Linked DNA regions of Homo sapiens: regions 1 and 2 are each linked to region 3. Evidence: read pairs that join two places in POLR2A ChIA-PET (ENCODE). Cell type or tissue: GM12878. All regions are shown on one strand. Each heading gives the region's core, and the rest is flanking DNA. Links, peaks and the distances in the headings are about the cores only.

Evidence for each region. ChIA-PET counts read pairs that join two places held together with the same protein. Peaks named below come from ENCODE experiments on the same cell type or tissue, not always from the same donor. Only the 100,000 strongest peaks of a DNase experiment are listed, where the experiment ranks them.
Region 1: POLR2A ChIA-PET joins it to region 3 with 6 read pairs; 4 of 35 experiments call an interaction of 5 or more read pairs at or near these places.
Region 2: POLR2A ChIA-PET joins it to region 3 with 5 read pairs; 4 of 35 experiments call an interaction of 5 or more read pairs at or near these places.

Annotation. Positions count from the first base shown.
Region 1 is chr5:87,113,846-87,121,594 of GRCh38, forward strand. The region is part of intron 1 of MIR4280HG (MIR4280 host gene); the gene reads right to left. It overlaps MIR4280 (microRNA 4280), which reads right to left and starts at 1,109; the gene lies at 1,034-1,109. It overlaps LOC101929380 (a long non-coding RNA gene), which reads left to right and starts at 6,303. Exons shown (of 4, transcript NR_105018.1): 1 at 6,303-6,349. RefSeq lists an enhancer at 3,696-3,795. In GM12878, for the core only: no CTCF peak of the experiment used is centred there; a DNase peak (open chromatin) is centred at 3,476; H3K27ac peaks cover 1,498 bases.
Region 2 is chr5:87,399,499-87,407,247 of GRCh38, forward strand. It overlaps CCNH (cyclin H), which reads right to left. Exons shown (of 9, transcript NM_001239.4): 5 at 5,346-5,509; 6 at 2,204-2,274; 7 at 1-7. Among named protein-coding and RNA genes, the nearest start is that of CCNH, 9.6 kb to the right of the region's middle. In GM12878, for the core only: no CTCF peak of the experiment used is centred there; no DNase peak of the experiment used is centred there.
Region 3 is chr5:87,294,158-87,301,906 of GRCh38, forward strand. The region is part of intron 1 of RASA1 (RAS p21 protein activator 1); the gene reads left to right. LOC124901022 (a long non-coding RNA gene) reads left to right here and starts at 1,981. Exons shown (of 2, transcript XR_007058861.1): 1 at 1,981-5,350. It also overlaps the pseudogene RN7SL629P and the pseudogene RNU6-606P. RefSeq lists enhancers at 5,620-6,120, 6,121-6,621. In GM12878, for the core only: no CTCF peak of the experiment used is centred there; DNase peaks (open chromatin) are centred at 3,363 and 3,764; H3K4me3 peaks cover 415 bases; H3K27ac peaks cover 1,456 bases.

The DNA.
Region 1 (7,749 bases), core at 2,291-4,790, 180 kb before region 3:
TAAAGTTTATTTTCTCAGTGTTTGTTTTACTTTATCCAACAAGAATTCAGACCCCTTCAAGTTTAGTACAGTAGTCCCCCCTTATCTGTGGTTTCAGTTTCCATGGTTTCAGTTACCTGTGGTCAACCACAGTCCGAAAATATTAAACGGAAAATTCCAGAAATAAATGATTCCCAAGTTTTAAATTGTGTGCCATTCTGAGTAGCATGATTAAATCCTGTGCCATCCCACTCTGTCTCACCCGGGATGTGAATCATCCTTTCTCCAGTGTATCCATGCTGTATATACTACTTGCCCCTTAGTCACTTAGTAGCCATCTTTGTTATCAAATCAACTATCACACTATTGCAGTGCCTGTGTTCAAGTAACCCTTATTTTACTTAATAGTGGCCCCAACCCACAAGAGTAGTGATGCTGGCATATTGTTATAATTGTTCTATTATATTACTAGTTATTGTTAATCTCTTACTCTGACTAATTATAAATTAAACTTTATCATGGGGTATGTGTGTATAGGAAAAAATCATAGTATATAGAGGGTTTGATACTATCCTCAGTTTTAGACATTTACTGGGGGTCTTGGAACATATCCCTTCTTGGATAAGGAGGGAATACTGTATTGGATTGTCTTTGACTTCTCTACTGAAAGAAGGTCTTCTTCCCCACCCTTTGAACCCAAGTAATTCCTACTTAAGACTGAACAAAAATGAAACTCAAAGGAATACAGAGTCAATACCAAATATTTTATGAGCAAAAGATGGGTGCAGGCTATGGAAGAATAGACTTGGGGCTACATATTAAAAGCTGCTAATCATTCTAAAGACAGACCCTGAAAATCTGTCAACAAGGAAGCTGAAAAGCTGTCATCCTGGGAGGTATCCAAAATTGGAATGAGGAAATTCACACAGGTATCCGGAGACAAGAACCAGGGTTCAGACCTAGGGCAACTCGGCACATTCTGCCAAACCCTTCCTCCTCACCCAGCACTGTTTCCGTCGGTCACCAGCATGTTCCACTGCTTTCACTCCATAGCATCACAAAGGTGTCATTCAGTCTTGAACATACCTCATCCTTTAAGGCTCTGCTCAGAACTACACTCCACCCTGATTCCTTACCTTAAGTTCCTAATGATCTTTCTATTTTGACTTCCTGTGTCATTTTCAGGTCTGTTCTGCACAATGGAAATGAGTGTATAACCATTTGTGCTGCTAAATAAACGTGGAACACAACAGTTAATAAAAAGAGATTGAAAGACAGCCTTAGAAAATCTAAGGTGAAGCTGGGCAGAAAATAAAGGTCAGGCGTGTGAGTGGGCCAGGCCCAGTGATAGCTCAGTTGCAGGTAATGCCAAAGTTAAGCCTGGAACTAATGAAGCCTTCTACAAAAGAAATACTTTTAAAATACTGATGCTAAATGCTAAGGTCAAAGCAACAGTTCAGAACCAACAACTTAGACAAGGCCAAGAAGGCAGGAAAGTACTGAATATTTGAGCAGCAACAGAATGGGGATCCAGAGAAATTCCAAGAAGTCAACTTTCAGATTTGTGTAAAGGATAAATGACACTGTGTATCTAAAGTAATTCTCCCATTCCTTTACTTCGGCAGCCTCACTCTTTCCCATCTCCCCCCAGAATCTTCGCTTTTGACCTCTCCCAAGGAACCTTTCTTATCTGAGTCCTATTTAATGTAAGCCATATCCTAGTAGAGGCCACTGAACATCCCATGGCCTTCTTATATCCACAATGGGGCAGTAACCCCCTGGAGGCAGAGATATTTTTATTCTTCTGCTCCTTATTCACAAACCTAATCTAGAAAAAACGAATGTAGAAAAGCAAGGGATTTTTGCTGTTTTAAAGTCAGGTTATTTTTTAAGTAGTTAGTTAGTTGGTTTGTTTGTTTTTTGAGACAGGGTCTCACTCTGTCCTCCAGGCTGCAGTGCAGTGGTGTGATCATGGCTCACTGCAGCCTTGACTTCCTGGCTCAGGTGATCCTCCTACCTCAGCCTCCACAGTAGCTGGGACTACAGGCACACACCACCATGCCTAGCTTTTATGCAGTATTAAGGTATTATTGGACACATTATTTATAAAGGAATGAATATCTCCATTATTTTCAGCTCAGTCCTTCCTATGCTTTGATTTGTCTAGTTGCCTTTATTGTGCTTCATAGATGCCTGTCCTAGCATGACCCCCTGCAGAGTTATCACACAACTGTTTTTGAATAATTAAAAAAACTGTAAACATTTGTTTCACATATTCCACACTTATCCCCCACCTGCAGCCACTAGTTGGCATTTCGTTCTCCTTTGAAATAGAAATTTTTGGTCCACAGAGGCTTATCAGAGTGAAACACACTTTCTTTGCTAGTGCATTCAGAGAGCGAGATCAGCAGTAACTCGCCTGTTATTTTTTTTTTTTTTAGAAATTTTATGGCACTGCTCTAAAACCCAATAAAACTATTAATGGTCATACAAAAGTAAAACATTTAATTTTAAATTTTGATTACCTTTTAGTGAATTATAAATACAAAGTGTTCAACCACAAATAACACACATTACAAATAAAACAAGTAAGTAAATTAAAATTGTAAACAAATAAATGGATAAAACCCAAAAGTCAGTCAATGCTAGAGGAATAGGAGAAAACAAACTGTGTTAAGCTTTGTGGAGCTCTGCTCTAGTTCTGCTCCTGCTTGCTACAGATATTCTCTTAATGGTCCCCTGAAACTCTTTATTTTAATAATCGAACACCAAAAGTTGTTTAGCAGCATGTGTGGCCACAAATCTAAGAAAGTACATTCCATGCAGCTAGGTATGGCGAGTTTCAGCCCTTGATATATGACTGTAAGTAGTGTGTGACAAATCTTTGGACTTCAATCTTTGGTGACACTCTCTATTCCCCTTACCCCATTCCTATGGGTTGGAACATGATCATGGTACTAGTGACCATGTAGACAAGGACAACTGATGCAACTGACATTAAGGAGAAGAACTCGTCTATTACTGTGTCTGTAGCAAAAGAGATACATAAATATTAATCTTATTTAAGTCATTGTACTAAAAGGTTCCCATTGTTTCAGCAACTTAGCTTTTACCCTAAACAAAACATCCACCAATATTTATCCAGGACTCATAAAAAAATTATCTCCTTCTGCCTTATCTTAGCTCCAACCCAACTGTCTGAAAGTGTCCAAACACTCCTCCCTACTGGCGATGGAAAACTAGCTCTGGCTATATTAACTGGGGTGAGAAAACCAATATAGTTCTCCCTGTATCTAAGCTTAAGTTCCCAAGACAACTAGAGGCCATCAACTTTCAACAACATATCACTTATTGTCCTAGTCAGGACTCTTTTCAAGACAAAAAAAAAAAAAAAAAACAGTGACCCCACTTATAGGATATAAGCTGAGGAAGCTTCATACAATGCTAGAGATCCACAGAAACCATAGCATGGTACCAACATGAGTCATGGGAACTGAAACCATTGAAGAACTGAGACAACTCAGTTACCTCTCAAGATTCATGTGCTTTCTAGCTTCTACTTCTCTCTGCACAATTTTTCTTTCCTCTTCCTTCTCTTTGCAGACCAGTTTTCTTGTAAGGGTGTCACCAGTTACATAGGGCTGCCCATTACCAGTGCTACATAGGGAATAGGATCTCAAAGAAAAGGATTATGGGCAAGGATGGTCCAAAGCACGTCGTCCAAAGATGTTAAGCTCTTAAATCTCTTTGCTTTGTTCTTAGCAGGACTCTCCTTTGATACTTTTCCTTTGCCACGGTGAAAATTCAATCTTCCTGTGGGAAGATCTTTCTAGGTCTCTTGGTTCTCTGCCTCCCTGATTCTGTGAAACCCAAAGAAGTCAAGCTCTGTGCCCAGGCCTTGAGCTAACAAGAACACCATCTCCGAAAACCATCTCAGTCTTTCTCCAGCATTCTACCCTGGTAGCTTCTCATCCTCCTGTGATCACCCTCATTTTTCATCCATCTAATGTTTTGGTTACTGATTTTTATCTGTACCTGATACTACTGCCCACACAGAATGTATAATGGGGGCCAAAGAACCATTCACCCTGGATCTTACTCAATAGACTGCAAAATAAACTTCCAATAATCTCTCCATATTAGTTTATACATGCAGTCTCTGGTATACATTTAAGATCTTATTTATAATCAAACTTTAATAGCTCATTATCAGATACCGTATTGCATATCATAAATTACTTTTTAAATATAACCCCATATAATCTTATAAATAACACAATTATATTGCATTGTAATTTATGTACAGTAGACCTCTGTTAGCCATGGTTTTGCTTTCCATGGTTTCAGTATCACAGTCCAAGAGTCTTAAATAGAAAATTCCGGAAATAAACAATTAATACATTTAAAATTGCACACCATTCTGAATAGTGTGATGAAATCGCATGCCGGCCTGTTCTGTCCCACCCAGGACATGAATCATCCATTAACCAGTGTATCCACACTGTATATGCTACCTGCCTGTTAGTTACTTAGTAGCCATCTGGGTTATTATATCAAAACTACGGGCCGGGTTCGGTGGCTTATGCCTGTAATCCCAGCACTTTGGGAGGCTGAGGCGGGCAGATCACAAGGTCAAGAGATCGAGACCATCCTGGCCAAAATGGTGAAACCCTGTCTCTACTAAAAATATAAAAATTAGTTGGACATGGTAGCGCACGCCTGTAGTCCCAGCTACTCGGGAAGCTGAGGCAGGAGAATTGCTTGAACCTGGGAGGCAGAGGTTGCAGTGAGCCGAGATCACGCCACTGCACTCCAACCTGGGCAACAGAGCGAGACTCCTCCGTCTAAAACAACAACAACAACAACAACAACAACCAGTATATATATTGGGCTTTGTACTATCTTTGATTTCAGGCATCCACTGGGAGTCTTAGAACATATCCCCTGCAGGTTCCCACTATATTAAGAGGTTACTACTGTATTAAAAGTACTCGTTTTTGTTTTTTGTTTTTTGTTTTTTTTTGAGACGGAGTCTCGCTCTGTCGCCCAGGCTGGAGTGCAGTGACGCAATCTCGGCTCACGGCAAGCTCCGCCTCCCGGGTTCACGCCATTCTCCTGCCTCAGCCTCCCCAGTAGCTGGGACTACAGGCGACCGCCACCGCGCCCAGCTAATTTTTTGTATATTTAGTAAAGAGGGGGTTTCACCATGTTAGCCAGGATGTTCTCTATCTCCTGACCTCGTGATCCACCCACCTCGAAAAGTACTCTTTCTTATGTTATAATATTAACACCTGGTTTGGGCTTAAAAAAAAAAAAATAGTGTTCCAGAAAAGAAAGGAGAGAAGGGAGAAGAGGAAAGCGGAGGGAGATCCAAGTTTTGCTGGACCTCTGAAAGGCCCTGACCTGGCTTCAGTTCCCAGCTTCCCACTTGGGTTTTATCTCGAATGAAGTTTGTGAATGCAGAGAAATGAGGGAAAGATAACCAGTAAGTGGACAACACTAGAAAGACTGGCCAGAGAGGTACAGAGGACGGAGATTTCTTTCAAGTGGAAAGGGAAGGAGTGGTTTCAAGGAGGATGTGGTATTTAAGTTGGCTTCACTATATATTATATTTTATGTAATGTGAGTGACACAAGCGTGGGAAAGTGAGAAATAGGAGAGAAAAAAGAGAGAGAGCGAGGAACATGGAAAAGCATGGGGAAGAGAAGAAAGTCGTTTTACAGCCTATGTTCAATAAACAAACGACACAGTGATCACAGTCAGACACAGCAGCTTCTCTGAAGCCCTCTCCTCTCTCAAATATTCCACAAATTACAATCTTCTATTTCTAGAGATTCATTTCTAGGGAACTAAGCAAAGCTCTCAATAGGGGTATATATTTGGTCTATACTAGTTACTAGAAACTCAGTATCAGTTGACTTACATGACTGAGAAGGCAGGGACTAAGATACAAAGTATGCAGGTGAGTGTGGATAGGGCAGGGCACCAAGTTGTGCATAGAAGCCCCACTTGGGAGGCACTGCTGGGAAAGACATCCTAGGTGGGGAAGTGGAGCATGGGTGGAGCTTGGTGGGCAAGGGTGGGCAACACGGACACTAGCTTATATGGTTTGGCTCTACGTCCCCACCCAAATTTCATCTTGTAGCTCCCATAATTCCCACGTGTTGTGGGAAGGACCCAGTAGGAGATAACTGAATCATGGGGTGGGTCTTCCCTTGCTGTTCTCGTAAGTCTCACGAGATCTGACAGTTTTAAAAACGGGAGAGAGAGCACAAGTCCTCTCTCTCTTTTCCTGCCGCCATCCACCTAAGATGTGACTTGCTCCTTGCCTTCCACCATGATTGTGAGGCCTCCCCAGCCATGTGGAAATGTAAGTCCATTAAACCTCTTTCTTTTGTAAATTGCCCAGTATCTGGTATGTCTTTATCAGCACCATGAAAATGGACTAATACACTAGCTGTGTCACACACAAGAGTAAGAATATGATAAAGTGCCCATTTTTTGCTACATGACTATTTTGCTCAGAGCCATCCAGGAAAGAAAGAAAATAAGAAAGGGAATTGAGGTTATGGAATGCCAAAATAAAAAGACCATGAAGGCAGGAAGTTTGTCTAATTTGTGCTTGCTTTATCCCAGAGCTCAGAACAGTGCCTGACACTCAAATAGGTTTTAAGCATATGAACAAATGCCTACCTGGTGATAGGCCTTGTGCTTGGGACTTTACCTGCATTAGCTCATTTAAGTCTCACACATCAACACAGATGAGGAAATCGAGATACAAAGAGTAAGTGTCTTGCCCTAGGTCATCCAGCCAATGAACAGCAGTGCCAGAATTCAAATCCTAGCCTAATTGACTAAAGCCAGTGCTATTAACCACCATGAAATGCTTCTTCACTAGACAGGAAACCAGACGATGACTATAGCATACAGTAATCTGAGTTTGGCACAACTCACTGTGATGATAGCATCATTCAGATACAAACTGGAGGAACCAGTTTTAAAGAAGGGTGAGGGGATGCAGAATATTAAGGGAAGCTGAGTGGTCAGGCTGACTCTATGTTATGGTATCAAATTTGGCTTGCCTGAATTTTAATTAGGACAAGAAATATTTCAAAGCACAAATGAGAAGTTATTTTCATCTCTGCTTCTCTCTTTAATTCAGAGTTCTCTAGAAGAAAAACAGGAAATGTTCCTATATTAAGCAAGTGGTATCAAAATCTATCATATCAGTATTGAAAAGCACCAGGTAATTTCTTAGATTCAGAAACCTCAATTTATCCCTAATGAAATACTAAGAAGGCTGCAATAACCAATTACTCAGAAACATTTTGGTGTTTCTTTGGCTGACTTAAACTGAATTATTTCTATATCCAACTGTTTCTATTAGTCATCACAAACTCAAAGACATTAGTTTATTCTGGTACTTTAAAAAATAATACACAATAGAAAAACAAAAACATAGGATGAATAAATGGGAGGAAATATATATCAATTAGTACCATTCATTTTTTATTCATTACTATGGTATTGAAGGACTTTGGCAGGTGACATTGTATATCCAGGCTACTAAGTCTATTTCTGAATGTTTCTACTGCATACCAGAGAAGAGTGAGGCAACAGAGACCAAACTGCCAGCCTTGGACCAGCTAGTAAAGAACGGAAATGAGTCATCCATTTTTCACCCACACTCTTGAAACTAAACCTGAAAAGGAAAAAAAGTTTGATACAAAATAGAACTTGTTTATTCCCCTATCCACATTTGCTAGAACA
Region 2 (7,749 bases), core at 2,291-4,790, 110 kb after region 3:
CTCATGCCTATGTGGATACAAAAAAAGAATTTAAACTGAATAAGCAAACCTCCTTCTCATAGTAAGGGAGCTGGTTACTTTTCCATTTTGTCATAGGAAACAACACTCTTCAAATGACATGGTTATTCTCAGGATTTGCATCATTCTGCATTTCATTCTACATTAAAATCCAATAAGCACTGTATGTTTAGTTCAAGTAATTATGGCTCTCTGCTGTTTAGCCCATATCATATACAGCATAAAGCACACTATAATCTAGCATTAATTTTTGGCAAATCCTACTGGGGTCACTTCTTGTTCAGTTTTAAGACTTAAAAAAAAAATCCCTAAATGATTTAGTGAACATGTTTTGTTCTCTATCACCAACCATCTTCGTAGTATTCTATTCCATAGACAGTGGGCCAAGCATATACTTCCTGTTTTCAAAGGAAACTGTTATTACACAACATGCAATAAAGGGAGGATGCTCAGTAAAAATTTGTTAATAATCCTTTGCTTTAACAAAACGCAAACCCTATACAAAAATGTCCACTTTAGGTTAAAAGCAAACTACTGTATCAGTAACTTTATAATTGCAAAAACATCCTCTAGCTGATCTTGTTATTCAACTATAATAAACCAAAGAATACAAATTTCAAGATTAGGGGAATGATGAGAGATCCAATGGGCTTATTATTACTATTAGCCAGCCATGTGATCCAAATGACTACACTACTGACCTATTTCATAATGCAAACAAAGCAGTATTTTTAACTGAATTAATACTTGTAACTCAACACCCTTAGGACAGTATCTATGTTCCAAAAATTACAAATATCTTAGTAGCATTAAACTTCTGAGTGTTTTATGAAGAGCTGTTTTTATTTCATTTTAAAACAAGTGGAGCAAAATAAAGGTATTGAGAAGAAATCAGTAATAAAACTAAGCTATGAAATGAGTACAGTGGAATAAGACCTTTACCTACTAAATTCTATGATCCTAACAGCTACAGTCAAATCACAATTAGCTTTTAAAGTGTACCCCCTAGTGGTATAACTAAAGACCTACAGTTTATAATTCATAAATCACAGCCATCATTCTCAAAGGAAGCCCTCAGGATCACTTCGAGCAGAGAATCAGGAAATGATACATAGATGCCCTGAAGCATCTTAAATTTTAAAACACAAAATATATAAAATGTATGCCCATTTACTGTCATCGAAAATCAAGATTTCAATCTTATATTCTACTGGTTTAATATTTAATTACAATACACATTTAATTAACAAGAACAATTTACACAAGAAGGTTTGGAAACAAACATGATCGACTTTTAACCCCAAAGAGTAGCTTAGCAGCCATGACCAAGTGTGCCACGGTCAAGAATGGAGAATGCTGGCTAATCCAGCCAATAAGTAAAGTAGAGATTCTACTCAACTCTCAACACCGGCACTAATGACAGGGTTTCTCAACACCAGCACTAATGACTTTTTGGGCTGGATAAGTCTTGATTACGCAGGGCTGTATTAGTTTCCTGACATTGCTATTAAAATTATCACAAAAGTGGTGGCTTAAAACAACGGAAGTGTATTCTCTCATAGTTCTGGAGCCCAAAAGTCTGAAATGTTTCACTGTGCCAAAATTAAGGTGCTAGAAGGGCCATACTCTCTCTGGAGGCTCCAGGGATGAATCCATTCCTTGCCTGTTCCAGCTTCCGATGGCTGCCAGCTTCCTTTGGCTTGCAGCCACATCACTCCAATTTTCAAGGCAAGCATCTTTAATTCTTTCTCTGCTGTCTTAACAGTGCCTTCTCTGAGTGTGTCAAATCTCCTTCTACCTTTCTCTTAAAAAAATAATTTATCTACAAAATAGAAGTTCCAAATTTAAACATTATCCTTAAGTTATTTCCCATTACATCTTTTTCAGTGCCTAGTATGTTTCTTTATTCTTTAAAAGGATCCTGTTGTCAATCTCTAAATCCTTTCTAAATCTGACTCTATTTTCACTCTTTGCATAAGTTCTATATAAATGAACACTACTTCCTTCTATATACCTTCTATTTGTTCTAGACCAATGTGTCTTTCATGCTTCCATAATACAGTAATTCAATGAAAAGAAATCTAAACAAAAATCTGTTATATTTCTAGTTAAACACCAAGAGATTTATTTAGAAAGGAGCTTTGTATTGGAAGAAACATTTTGTAAAGTGTTCTCTTTTACTTACTTTTCATTATATCTAGTAACTGTGACAGGCAAGTTCTGTTCTCTTTCAGCATCAGACTCTCTGATAAATAACTAGTAAAGAAAAGAAAAAAAAATCTATTGAAAACATACAGCACATTGAGAAAACATGACATCATAAATTATTTTCCTCCATCCTCATCAAAGGCAATTAAAAAATTTTTAAATTTATGAATGTATAATCTGTAACTCCTATATTTTAAGGATTTATTACCACTTACATTAAAAGATGTTTATTGTTCCTTTAAGTTTAGTGACATTCAGGTACAACCTTTCAGAGGGAAAATAGTATGAAAGCAACAGTAATAGCCAGTACTTATAACATTTATATCTTTTAATATAGAAGCCCAATAAGGCTAACCTTATTTTACAGATGAGGAATCTGAGTTACAGGGATGAACAAGTCATGATCTTGTAACTTGCCCAAAGTAATAAAGCTAGGAAGCAGCAAAACTGGAATCTGGCACTAGTAAGGATTCTCTATTCCCTTAATATGAAAGCCATTTTATCTATAGTTGCACTTCTGTGGAGTAACAGACATTCAAACCAACAAGACTACCACCTAATGCTTTATAAATCTATTGCATCTTATTTGCATCAAGTCCAAATCAAAGGTGTTAAACTTACTTATCAATGTGATATAAAACCCAAATTACCTGTTTTTCTCAGAGCCACTGACAGTATGAAAATATAATTTCTATATTAAAATTTCAGTTACTCTGAAGTTTTACATACCTGAACTTGACCTATGATTGATAAAAGGCGAAATGAACAGATTCTCAAAATGTTAAATAGTTTTTCAAACACAAATGCAAAAAACTTATTTTTCTCTTGGGGGTAATAGTTAGAAAAATAGAAAGCAATGCTTTAAGAACTCTTGTTGCTGTCTTTATCCAGATTTATTTAAATTTTATTATAAAGTTTGGTAACTGTTTGATATTACATCATCATCATCTACTGTGGGAATAAATTTTGGATCTGAAAATCAGGAAATCTCCTGACAACTAATCCATTTCTGGCTACCAGTAATTCAAAATAACTAGTTTTTTCCTTTCCCTCTCCTACCTAAAATTCCTCCCATTTTTGTCATCTTCCTTTATTTTTACTCTTCATTTCCTTTTGATTTCTTAAGCATAAGGGTCATAGGTTTGGTGCTAAGAGTTGGCTGACTAGACTCATTATCTCTGTGAAGTTAGCAACTCTTAACCTCAATTTTGAATTTGAACTTATAATATTGTGGTGTTTTAATAAAATCCACAGGCAATAAGAATACCTAAAGTAGCAGATGAAAAATAAAGCTCTAAATCTGCAAGAAAGAGAAGAAAATCCAGAAATAACGGTAATAATCCTATGATTAATAATCTGAGGCATTATCCAGACTATGACAACAGCACAGGGGCTTTCCCTTTTGAAATCAGCAATAAATGTAAAGCTCATTTCCACATATCCCAAAAATTTGCCTGTAAATCAGCTGTAAGTTAAAAACGTTTGGAAAGCATTTCCCTAAAGGAAAAAAAAAAAAAAAAGGCCCAATGTCTAGTCTCTGGGAATGTTACGAAAGCCTATTAAATTTGCAAGGAGCCAAAGGTATGGCAATTTCAATTTTGCCTTCCTGGAATTATAATGAACTAAACTTCTAAGATGAAATAAATTCATTTGGACCTTCACTGAAGAATTTATAGATGCACTATATACAATGCTTCAAGATTAATCAAACTTTTGGTTATTTGAATTGTGGAAAAGAGGACTTTTGTTCCCTTACAGAATGAAGTCTGCAGGCCAGGTATGGTGGTGTGCACCTGTCACCCCAGCACTTTGGGAGGCCTAGGCAGGAGACTACTCGAGTCTAGGAGTGACTGAGATGAGCCTAGGCAGCATAGGGAAACCCCAACTCTACAAAAAAAACAAAAAGATTAGCCAAGGTGTGGCGGTGTGTGCCTGTGGTTCCAGCTACTCAGCAAGCTGAAGTAGGAGGATCGCTTGAGGCTGGGAGGTTGAGGCTGCAATGAGCTTTGACTGTGCCACTGCATTCCAGCCTGGGTGAGAGTGAGATGCTGTCTCAAAAAAAATAACCACCCAACCCCCACAAAATTAATGGAAGTCCACATCTTAACTCCATATACATCAGTAATTTACATGACTATCTTTCCTAACACAGAGATTTATCTTATTCATACTCCTAAAGTGTAGTACAGTGCATAGTAGTACATAGAAGGTATCTAATAAATGTTTGCTTAGTAAATAAGTGGAGATATAAATCACTTTGGGATTAAACGTATACATTTATATACAGTTGGTGAGCTGCGTTTGCAGAGAACAGGCATATCATAAATAAAATATAAACCTACAATCCCTTATCCTAGATGCAGATGTGTTGCGAAATTCTTATTAATAAGTATTCATGTCTTAGAAAAGTTATCTGGTGTATATATTATGAAATGTGAAATACCCAAGTGATGTCTGTAATCAGGAATATTAAGATTTCTGCAAGGGAACACAAATATTCCTATTAAGTGAAATAAAAACTAAATACAATCTGCTCTATTTGCTGCCACCTTATCAATGGATTCTGAAATTATGGATAAGGGATTATAATCATGTAAAATAGTTTTAATTAACTTTAGGAAGTTTTATCATCTTTCTTCCTCAGCTATTTCTAGGAATGAAATCAAGCAGAACCTCAAAGGTCATAAATTGAGAAACTTAATATAGAAACTAAAAATGTCTAATTGGCTGCTAGCTTGTGCTTCAGTTAGTTAACAATATTTAACTTCCGCGTGTCATACATGCTCTACAGAAGGGGAATAAAGATAAAACAAGGCAGACATTTGCTGCACTCAAGTTGCTCACCAGTTCACAGGAACTTCTAAATTTGTCATATACTGATAGCTATATCAGTCTTTCAAGGATCACCTGGTTTACTTCTACTTTAATCCTAAATGTATCCTCTTAGTTTAACAGTATTTTTCATGATGTTTAAAGATTTCCTCAAAAGGCAATTTCATTTCTTCTTCTCACCAACCATCCCAGCCACAAAGAATATTAAAGATTACAGTCAGAAATGATTCTATGAATAAATAAACCCAGTGACTGAATTTGACCTAAGTTAAAAAACTAATTAATACCTTTCCATAGTAATTCCAGCCCTGGAGGCACTAGATAAAATGGCAGTCAGGGCAATTTGGGAAGGTGTGTATAAAAGGTAAGCATCCGTCAATGCAATTCTATTAAGAAAGTCATCAGCTGTTTTCCTCAAAATCTCTGGATTCTCCAATATGGGATAGCGGGTCTACAAAGAAAGTTTGCAAATGTTACCATTTCTGAGGGTTTAAATGGAGTATAACAACAGTTTAAAAATTACACAACTCCTATTAAGAAATATATGCTATAACATATCTAAAGTTCCTAGCACAGTAATTGACACTGTCCTCAATTTACATTAATCCCTTCTCTTGGTCCTTTTCCACCTGAGTAGGAAGGGGAGGGAAGGGAAGCTCTTAGAGATTCCATTGAGTCTAAAGTAGGGCCAAGAAATACATATTCCCAGGTAAATGCTTCTCTCAGGCAACCCAGGTGATTCAAATGTAAGGCCACATGTAGGAATACACCTTATTTTTATATGAAATTCCTTCTATTTAAAATTTGCTTTCAGGAAGAAGTAAATAAAAATGAATCTCGATTTGATTAGAACACACTAGACTTCGAATTCCCACAGAAAAAGTTTTAGAGTATGCCCAAGAGATGTGGAAGACCTCCTATTTCCTGACAGTTCTTCATACCCTATAAAATAAACTATAAATCCTAAGTCCTCAGATATCCATATGCAACACCTAAAGCACTAAGAAAGCTTTTCTACACTCTGAAACAAAATATTCAGAGTCAATTATGCAAAAATGCCTCACCTGTGATATGACAAATTCAGACCCACTACTCTGACCACAATGCCTCCCTTTCTAATATATTTACTCATTTACTTCACAGCTGTTCTCCCTCCTCTGAACCTTTGCTCACTTATCCCTCTACTTGCTCCCACTCACCAGTGTCCTCTGGTCCTCATTTCTCTCCTGAATTCCCTGCCCCAATATGCTGCCAACAAATTTCTGGCAAAACCAGAAACTGAACAGTGGTTGAATCCAACAAACTTTCGCTTTGCAACTATACCAAGATTTCTGAGGGCTGCCAGAGAAAACCATACAAGCAGAAGTCTGGTAATGTTACTATAAACTCATGTTCATTGACCTCAGCAAGGCTCTTAAACACTGCCAAGCAACCATAGTATTTCCACAGACAATTGACTCTCCTATTTTTCAGTGACTGCATAAATATTTTCCATCTGTCTTAATGTCTTTGATAATTCTCAGAAACTCCATCACTCTCAGAAAACTATCTCTTACCAAAGAAAGGCGCTATTTCCTGTCAACACCAAATCCTGAGGCATAACAGTATCCTAACCCATGATTTCCCCTTTTCCACTGTTAAGAGAAAGAGCTATTATTCCCTCTAAGGCCAGTTCTTATACCTTGCTTCCAAATCCCATGCCAACCCCCTTCCATCTTACTCCAAAGAGACTATTTTGTATTTCATCTTGCTCTCACTACTAGCTCTTTGCCTCAGTATTTAAATGTGCATCAGTCTCTTCCATAAAACAAAACACAACAACAAAAAAACTCTCACCCAGTCAGAAACCTGGGGGTTCTTCCTCTGTCTTCATCTCTATATGCAATCAATCCTCATGTTCTATTGATTCTACCTAACTACAGGCTAAGCATCACAAATCCAAAAAATTCAAAATCCGAAATGCTCCAAAATCTGAAAGTTTCTGAGCACTGACATGACACTCAGGAAATTCTCATTGGAGCATTTCAGATTTTGGATTTGGGATGCTCAACCAGTAAGCACAATGCAAATATTGCAAAATCAAAAAAAAAAAAAGTGTAATCCCAAGTACTTTTAGTCCCAAATTTTTTAGATAAGGGATACTCATCCTGTATCTCTGAAGCCCAGGAAGCTCTTTCTGTATCCACAACCTTCATACGAGTGAAGCCCAGCACTATCTTTTGCTTGGACTCCTTTAACGGTACCCTGTTATTGACTTAATCTATTCTAATCCATTCTCCACGTTATGCCTGACACATACAGATGCGCGATAAATACCTGATCCATAAGGTTGCCAACATGATCTTTTAAAGCTGCAAATCTAATCATGCCACTCTCTAAATTTAAACCTTTCACTAGCTTCTCTTTGCTGTATTCAAAATCTGTAACATTGTCTCCACAGTCTAGACTCTGCCTTCCACTCTGGCAGCAGCTGTCTGTGATCTCTTCCCCCTGCATTGCTAGGCTCTGTTCAGGCTCTTCAGCACGGAATGGTTTCTTGAATTTGAGCTTTTTACCAGGGAAGTCTCTGATTGGAATGTTCTTCTCTCTCCTATTCCTACTCTGAATTTTATTTTAAATGATACGTTCTCAGAATGTTTTCCTTACCCCTTAATCTGTTATCTCCCTCTAAAATATATTTTCCCCTCTGTA
Region 3 (7,749 bases), core at 2,492-4,991:
GATTATTATTATTATATACAAATTTTATTTAAGAGACAGGGTCTCACTATGTGGCTCAAGCTGGAGTGCAGTGGCTATTCCCAGGTGCAATCCCACTACTGATCTGTGTTTTGACCTGCTCTGTTTCCAACCTGGGTGGTTCACCCCTCCTTAGGCAACCTGGTGGTGTCCTGTTCCCAGGGGTGTTGATACCAAACTAATCGTGGAGGTTTACTGGGCATAATGTACTACAGTCCAGAACTTCTGGATTCTATCCATTTTTCTGCCTTCACCTCCCAGGTAACTGGGACTACAAGTGTGTGCCAGTGCTCCTAGCTGAAGCTCTGATTACTGATTTTTTATCTTTCTTACATGTGCATTCAAACTATAAGTTTTCCTCCAAGCACTGCTTTTGCTGCATCCCAGAAGTGTTAAATTGTATTTTCATTTTAATTTAAAGTATTTTAAAATTGCTCTTCACATTTCTCTTTGATTAATGTGTTTATTCAGAAGTACTTTGGAATTTTCCTATGTTTTGTTATTTATTTCTAGTTTAATTCTGTGGTCTGATAGTAGACATTATATGATTTCTATACTTATAAATTTGTTAAGGTGTGTTATTACCCAGAATGTGGTCTATGTTGGTAAATATTTCATTCGAGCTTGGAGAGAATGTGCAGTCTGCTGTTGTTGGATGAAGTAGTCTATAGATGTCAGTTATATCCAGTTAATTGAAAGTGCTGCTGAGTTAAACTATATCTTTACTGATTTATTGCTGGCTGGATCTGCCCATTCCTGATAGAGCCATGTTGAAATCTCAACTCTAATAGTGCATTTATGTATTTCCTCTTGAAGTTCTGGTTTTTTTTTATTTTTACTCTTCATTGTTAGGCATATATATATTAAGGATCATTGGGTCTTCTTGAGGTATTGATCCCTTTATCATTACTTAATGCCTCTCTTTATCCCTGGTAACTTTCCATGCTCTGAAGTTGGCTCCGTCTGAAATTAATATAGCTGCTCCCACTTTCTTCTGATTAGCGTTAGCGTGGTGTATCTTTCTCCATCCCTTTGCTTTTAATCTGTATGTGTTTTTATATTTAAAATGAGTTTCTTGTTCATATAGTAGGATCTTGTTTTTTGGTCTACTTTGACAGTGTCTTTTAACTGGTATATTAGACTTGATGTTTAAAGTGGTTATTGATATAGTTAAATTAATATTCACCATATTTCTTACGATTTTCTATTTGTTGCCCTGTTTCTTTGTAACTTTTTGTTATGCACTTTTTCTGTCTTTTGTGATTTAATTATTTTATATGATTTCATTTTTCTCTCATTTTTGAGCACACCAGTTATATATATATATTTATTTTATTTTATTTATTTATTTATTTTTTTGAGACACTGTATCACCCAGGCTGGAGTACAGTGGCGTGATGTTGTCTCACTGCTCCATCTCCCTGGCTCAAGTGATCCTCCCACCTCAGCCTCTTAAGTAGCTGGAACGATAGATGCACACCACCATGCCTGGCTAGTTACTGTTTGTGCTTTTTTTTGTAGAGATAGGGTTTTGCCATGTTGCCCAGGCCGGTCTCAAATTCCTGGGCTAAAGCAATCCACTCACCTTGGCCTCCCAAAGTGCTGGGATTATAGGCATGAGCCACCACGCCTGTCCTCTAGTTTTGGTTTTTTTTTTTTGAGATGGAGTCTTGCTCTGTCATCCAGGCTGGAATGCAGTGTTACCATCTCTGCTCACAGCAACCTCCACCTTCCATATTCAAGCAGTTCTCCTGCCTCAGCCTCTGGGGTAGCTGGGATTACAGGCGTGCGCCACCACGCCCAGCTAATTTTTGTGTTTTTAGTAGAGATGGAGTTTTGCCATGTTGGCCAGGCTGGTGTTGAATTCCTGACCTCGAGTGATCTGCCTGCCTTGGCCTCCCAAAGTGTTGGGATTACAGGTGTGAGCCACTACAACCAGCCTTTTTTTTTTTCTTTTTTTTCCTAACTTAAGTGTTTGCCCTGGAGCTTGCAATATACATTTACAGTTTTCCAAGCACATTGTCAAATAGTACTGTATTGCTTCATGGGTTGTGTAAGTACTTTATAATAACAAAATATTCCTGTTTCCTTGCTTCTGTCCTTTTCTATCTTGTCATTCATTTCACTTATACATAGGCATACGCAAGCAGATACATCATTGCTATTATTTTGAACTGTTACCTTTTAGCTGAATTAAAAATAAGAAAAATAAAAGTTTTTATTTTGCCTTCACTTGTTCTCTCATGTTCTTCCTGAGTTTCTGACCTATATCATTATCCTCTTTCATGAAATTATTTTAATGTGTCTTGCAAGGCAGGTCTACTGGCAACACAAGTCTTCAATTTTTGTTTGTCTGAGAATGTCTTTATGTTTCTTTCACTCTAGAAGGATAGTTTCACATGGTATAAATTTTTAGGTTCATGTTTTTTTTCTCTCAACACTTTAGTTTAATTTCATTCTACTCTCCTGTTTGCATTGTTTCTAAGGAGAAGCTGGTCTTCTGTAGGCAAGGTGTTTTTTGCCTCTGGTTTCTTTCAAGATTTTTTTCTTTGCTTTTGATTTTCTGAAGCTTGAATATGATATGCTTAGATTTTTAAAAATTATTTTTAGGTTTTTAGGGGCCTCAGTCTTAATGTTATCTGAGTTTTATGGATCTGTGGTTTGGTGTCTGATATGAACTTGGAAATTCTTAGTCATTATTGTTTCCTTGTGTTACCAGTGTATTTAAGTTACACCTTTTTTAGTTTCCTACAGTTCTTGAATGTTCTACTCTTTCTTTTTCCTCTCTTTTTTTTCTTTGCTTTTCAGTTTTGGAAGTAGTTTCTGTTGTTAGACCCTTAAGCTCAGAGATGCTTTCCTTAGCTATGTTCAGTCTACTAATGAAGCCATTAAAGACATTCTTCATTTCTGTTATGTTGCTTTTGATTTCTAACATTTCTTTTTATCCTTTCTTAGAATTTCCGTTTCTCTGCTTACATTGTCTATGTATTTGCATATTGTCTACCTTTTTCATAAAGCACCTAGCATATTAATCATAGTTTTAAAAAATTCCCAGTCTGGTAACTCCAGAATTCCTGACATGTCTGTTTTTGATACTTGCTCTGTCTCTTCAAGCTGTTTTTTGCCTTTTATTATGTCTTGTAATTTTTTATTGAAAGGTATACATGATGTACTAGGTAAAAGGAACTGCTGCAAATAGGCCTTTAGTGATGTAGTTATAAGGGAGGCATTGTGTAGTTCTAGTATTAGGTCCCAGTTTTTTGGTGAACCTGTGCTCCTGGACTGTGAACATAACCATTGTTTCTCAGTCCCCCACCCTTATCCCTGTCACCTTTAGGTGGGACAGAATGGTTAGAAAGGACTGGAATTTGGTATTTCCCTTCCCTCTTGTGAAAGGCTGAAGTGAACTGGAGTTGTTTACAGTACTTCTTTACCCACAGGTAGGTTAGGCTCTGGTAAATTAGTTTCTGTTCAAGGCAGGCCTTGTTAAGAACTGATTGCTCTGGCGTATTTCAAAATTGTTCTTTTTTCCTTCCCCCTACCAGAAGCACAAAGGGATTTTTCTCTGATATTTACTGTAAGGGCATAGTAGAGCTCCTGGAGGTAAAATTCACAAGAGTGTCAGGGCCTCACATGACTGGATCCTCCTGGAGTTTTTAATTGTCATTTGTTGGCACTGAGTCTCCAGCAATTTGTCATTATAGTTGAGGCTTTCTTACCCTGGCACTGGTTCCCAAGGAAGTTTCTGCTTGTGGGTTTCTGCTCTGATGACTTGAGATTTTTCTCTATCTGCCTACCTGTCTCTCAATTTTGGGGAACCGTGGTTTGCCCTGTGACCTCACTTCTCTGAAGGATCTAACTACAGCTATTGGTTTTTCAGTTTGCTTAGCTTTTTACTTGTTAGGATGGAGTGGTGACTTTTAATCTTCTTACATGTAAAGAAGGAACAGGAGGCTGGGCACGGTGGCTCACACCTGTAATCCCAGCACTTTGGGAGGCCGAGGCGGGTGGATCACGAGGTCAGGAGATCGAGACCATCCTGGCTAACATGGTGAAACCCTGTCTCTACTAAAAATACAAAAAATTAGCCGGGCATGGTGGCGGGTGCCTGTAGTCCCAGCTACTCGGGAGGCTGAGGCAGGAGAATGGTGTGAGCCAGGGAGGCGGAGCTTGCAGTGAGCCTAGATCGTACATGCCACTGCACTCCAGCCTGGACGACAGAGCGAGACTCTGTCTCAAAAAAAAAAAAAAAAAGAAGAAGAAACAGGAAGGAACAGGAAACTGACAGGCAGCAGCTTAAAGCCTGTTTAAAGGTTACAAGTTTTAAAGGGGTTAAAAAGAGATTGGTTTGTGGGAATTCGGAGGCTACATCCTTTCAGAGAATGAGTAGTTAGAGGGGATAGCAAATTAAAGGGAGTAGTTTTTTCAGAATAGCAAAAGATAATATTTGATAATGTTTTTTTATTCTTAATAGTAAATATTTAGCTATTTTATAAATCAATCATTGAGGTTGGATTTTTTGTTTTTACCCTAGTGTATTTGAAAGTAAATGATGCTTTATTTTCAATATTTGCTGATGTATTTAATCAAAACCTAGAGAATTGAGATAGACATTGTATCAGAAGAAAGCAGTTTTGAACAAAGAGAGCGAATTACTAGCCAGTTAACAAGTGTCAGCTGTTTTATAAGCATGGCATAACACTTCCTAAATTGTGCACTGCATTGTTCAGTTAAAGGAATTGGCGTTCTGTGACTTTTTGACAGTTAAATAATTTGAGAACTTCTGCATTTTGGGCCTGTGCTCTTGGAAATCCAGAATGTACATTAACTTATTTATGCCTAGTGTTCCATTAATGGAACGCTAAGCATCTGGGAGTTCTTTATATCCTACTGCTCAAGGTCATCGCCAAGGTCTGATTTTTCACCCTCAAAAAATTGCAACCTTAGACATAAATACAGGAGTCCTATGAGTCATTAATATACTAAACAAACTTTCTTGTTTAACTCTGCTTTTTCTAAACTTACATGCTTAGTGATCATTCTTTGCAGGGCGTGTTTTGAGAAACATAGTAATAGCAAGTAGTTAAGTTTCTATCTACCTGGTGTTCACAGTGGGAGTAGTATAGAGGAAGAACCCAAGTTTAGCCTTTGGAAAACCTGAGTTTGTGGTTTTTAATGCTTTTAGTGAATCACTATATTGGAAAAGTTAATTTAAGTTCCTCATGATTGTTTCCTTTTGTAAAATATAGTAACATTTCTCCATTTCTAATTCACAGTGATGCAGATGTTTTATAGTTACCAAAAAGGCTATAATAAAGTACTTACATATAAGGTTTGTATATGGTTCTCTTTTCTTTTTTATTGTCTATATGTAAGGTACACAACATAATGTTTTGATATGCATATATGTAGTGAAGTAATTACTACAGTCAAGTAAATTAACATATCCCGCATCTCCCATAGTTAACCGTTTGTGTGTGTGTGTGTGTGTGTGTGTGGTAAGAGTGCCTAAAAAATATGGAATGCTTCACAAATTTGCATGTCATCCTTGAGCAGGGGTCATATTGATCTTTTCTCTATTATCATCCCAATTTTTAGTATATGTGCTGCAGAAGTGAGTACTGTATATGGTTCTTACAAAGAAGGGGAACGTTTGACACCTGCTTTCTGGTGGTAGGTGTGATGTTGATGTGAATTGTTCCAGGAGTCAGAAACCTATATAGATGTTGAAAGAATAAATCAGTATGCAAGGGAATGGTGTGTTAACATTATGTAGAGGCAACAGTGCTAAGGAGTTATACTATTTTCTTATAATTTTTTTCCTTTGGACACTATAATATGTGGTGAAGGGATGACCAATAAAACAAGAATAATAGATATTTAGTGTTGCTTATTAAGAGTTAAGCGGAGGGCTGGGTGCAGTTGGCTCATGCCTGTAATCCCAGCACTTTGAGGGGCCAAAGGAGAGAGGATTGCATGAGCCCGGGAGTTAGAGACCAAACCGAGCAACATAGGGAGACCCTGTCTCTACAAAAAATAAAAATAAAAAGTTTAGCAGGGCATGGTGGTAGCACACTTGTGGTCCCAGCTACTTGGGAGGCTGGGGTAGGAAGTTCACGTGAGCCCAAGTGGTTGAGCTTGCAGTGAGTTCTGATCTTGCCACTGCACTCTCACTCGCTTGGATGACCAAGCGAGATATGTCTCATAAGCTGGGCAGGGTGGCCTCTGCGTGTAATCCTAGCTACTTGGGAGGCTGAGGTGGGAGAACTGCTTGAGGCCAGGAATTTGAGACCGCCCTTAACAACCTAACAAGACCCTGTCTCAAAAAAATATTAAAATAAAAAGAGTTAGATGGATTACAAGAAAGCTTCCCTAGCTGGTAAGTTTATCCTGCTTACTAATGACAGAAATATAGTTGAAACATGATAGAATAAAGTTTTGGATGAAATCTTATGCAATTATTTATAAGGTAATATCTACAATTTAATTATTTTGTTGTAAGGATGTTAAAATGAGTTTTAGAATAATGCATACTATTAGAAGAGCTTTTTATATGAAAAGAAAATATTCAGATTTTTTGTTATTGAAAAAGTTTAAAAGATGATTATATGATTAAAATTTACATAGTTAACGAACAGAGAAAATGAAAAATGGTGACAAAATCCTGAGAGGTATAAAACTACATATGCCAAAGAGGCAGATGCATGAATTTCTGTCCTGTCTCTGACCTTAGTGGGCATGAGGCATTAGTCACGGAAAGGCAGAAAAGATGAGGCAGGGTTAGGTCCTGGCTGTGAGTCACCCATTGACTCAGCTGTTAGTACCAACCACTTAGTCTTAGGCTGCTGAATGGGACATAAGTGAATTTTCAAGTTACCACTGTTGTGGCCTCTACAAACATTTGGCAGTATTGGGGGGTTAAGGGAGATTAAGTCCAAGACAATATAACAGATGAGGGAGAGGGTAACAGCTGGACAACACATTGTTATAAAGTGTTTAGTGTAGATATAATTTTGACTGTCTAATGTTTTATTTATGTATATGTATAATTACATATAATATATATGCACATACTAATTTTAAAGCATGCTCCCTTTAGTGTTGAAATGAAAGTTTTAGTATAGAGTTTTTCTGTATTTAGAATTACTTTTTTTCCCTTGGGTATACTTTTTCTTGAAGTATAACACATATAAAGCATAGTATCTTCAGTGTTCAGCACAATGAATTTTAACAAGTGGGTGTACCTGTGTAATCCATACTTAAAGAACCCCAGAATATTATCAGCATCTTAGATGTCTTTTTGTGCCTACTTTCTGCCTAATACACACACCACCTCTTCCTGAAAAACAAAATTCTAACTTCTTGTATCCTAGATTATTTCTGACTTTTTGAGTTTTATATAATAAAATTGAATCACATACAGGTTGAGTTTCCCTTAATGCTTAGGACCAGAAGTGTTTCAGATTTCGTATTTTTGGGGGGCTTTATTTGCATTATACCAGTTGAGCATCCTTAATCTGAAATCCAGATATTCCAATGAGCATTTCCTTTGTGTGTCATGGTGGTCCTCAAAGTTTCAGATTTTGGAGCATTTTGGATTTCAATTTTCAGATTAGGGATACTCAACCTTTACTATCTATTCTTTTGTGTGTTACTTTGTTATGTTTATGAGATTTATTCATGTTGTTGCATGTGACACTATTTCACTCATCTCCATTGCTTGTGTTACAT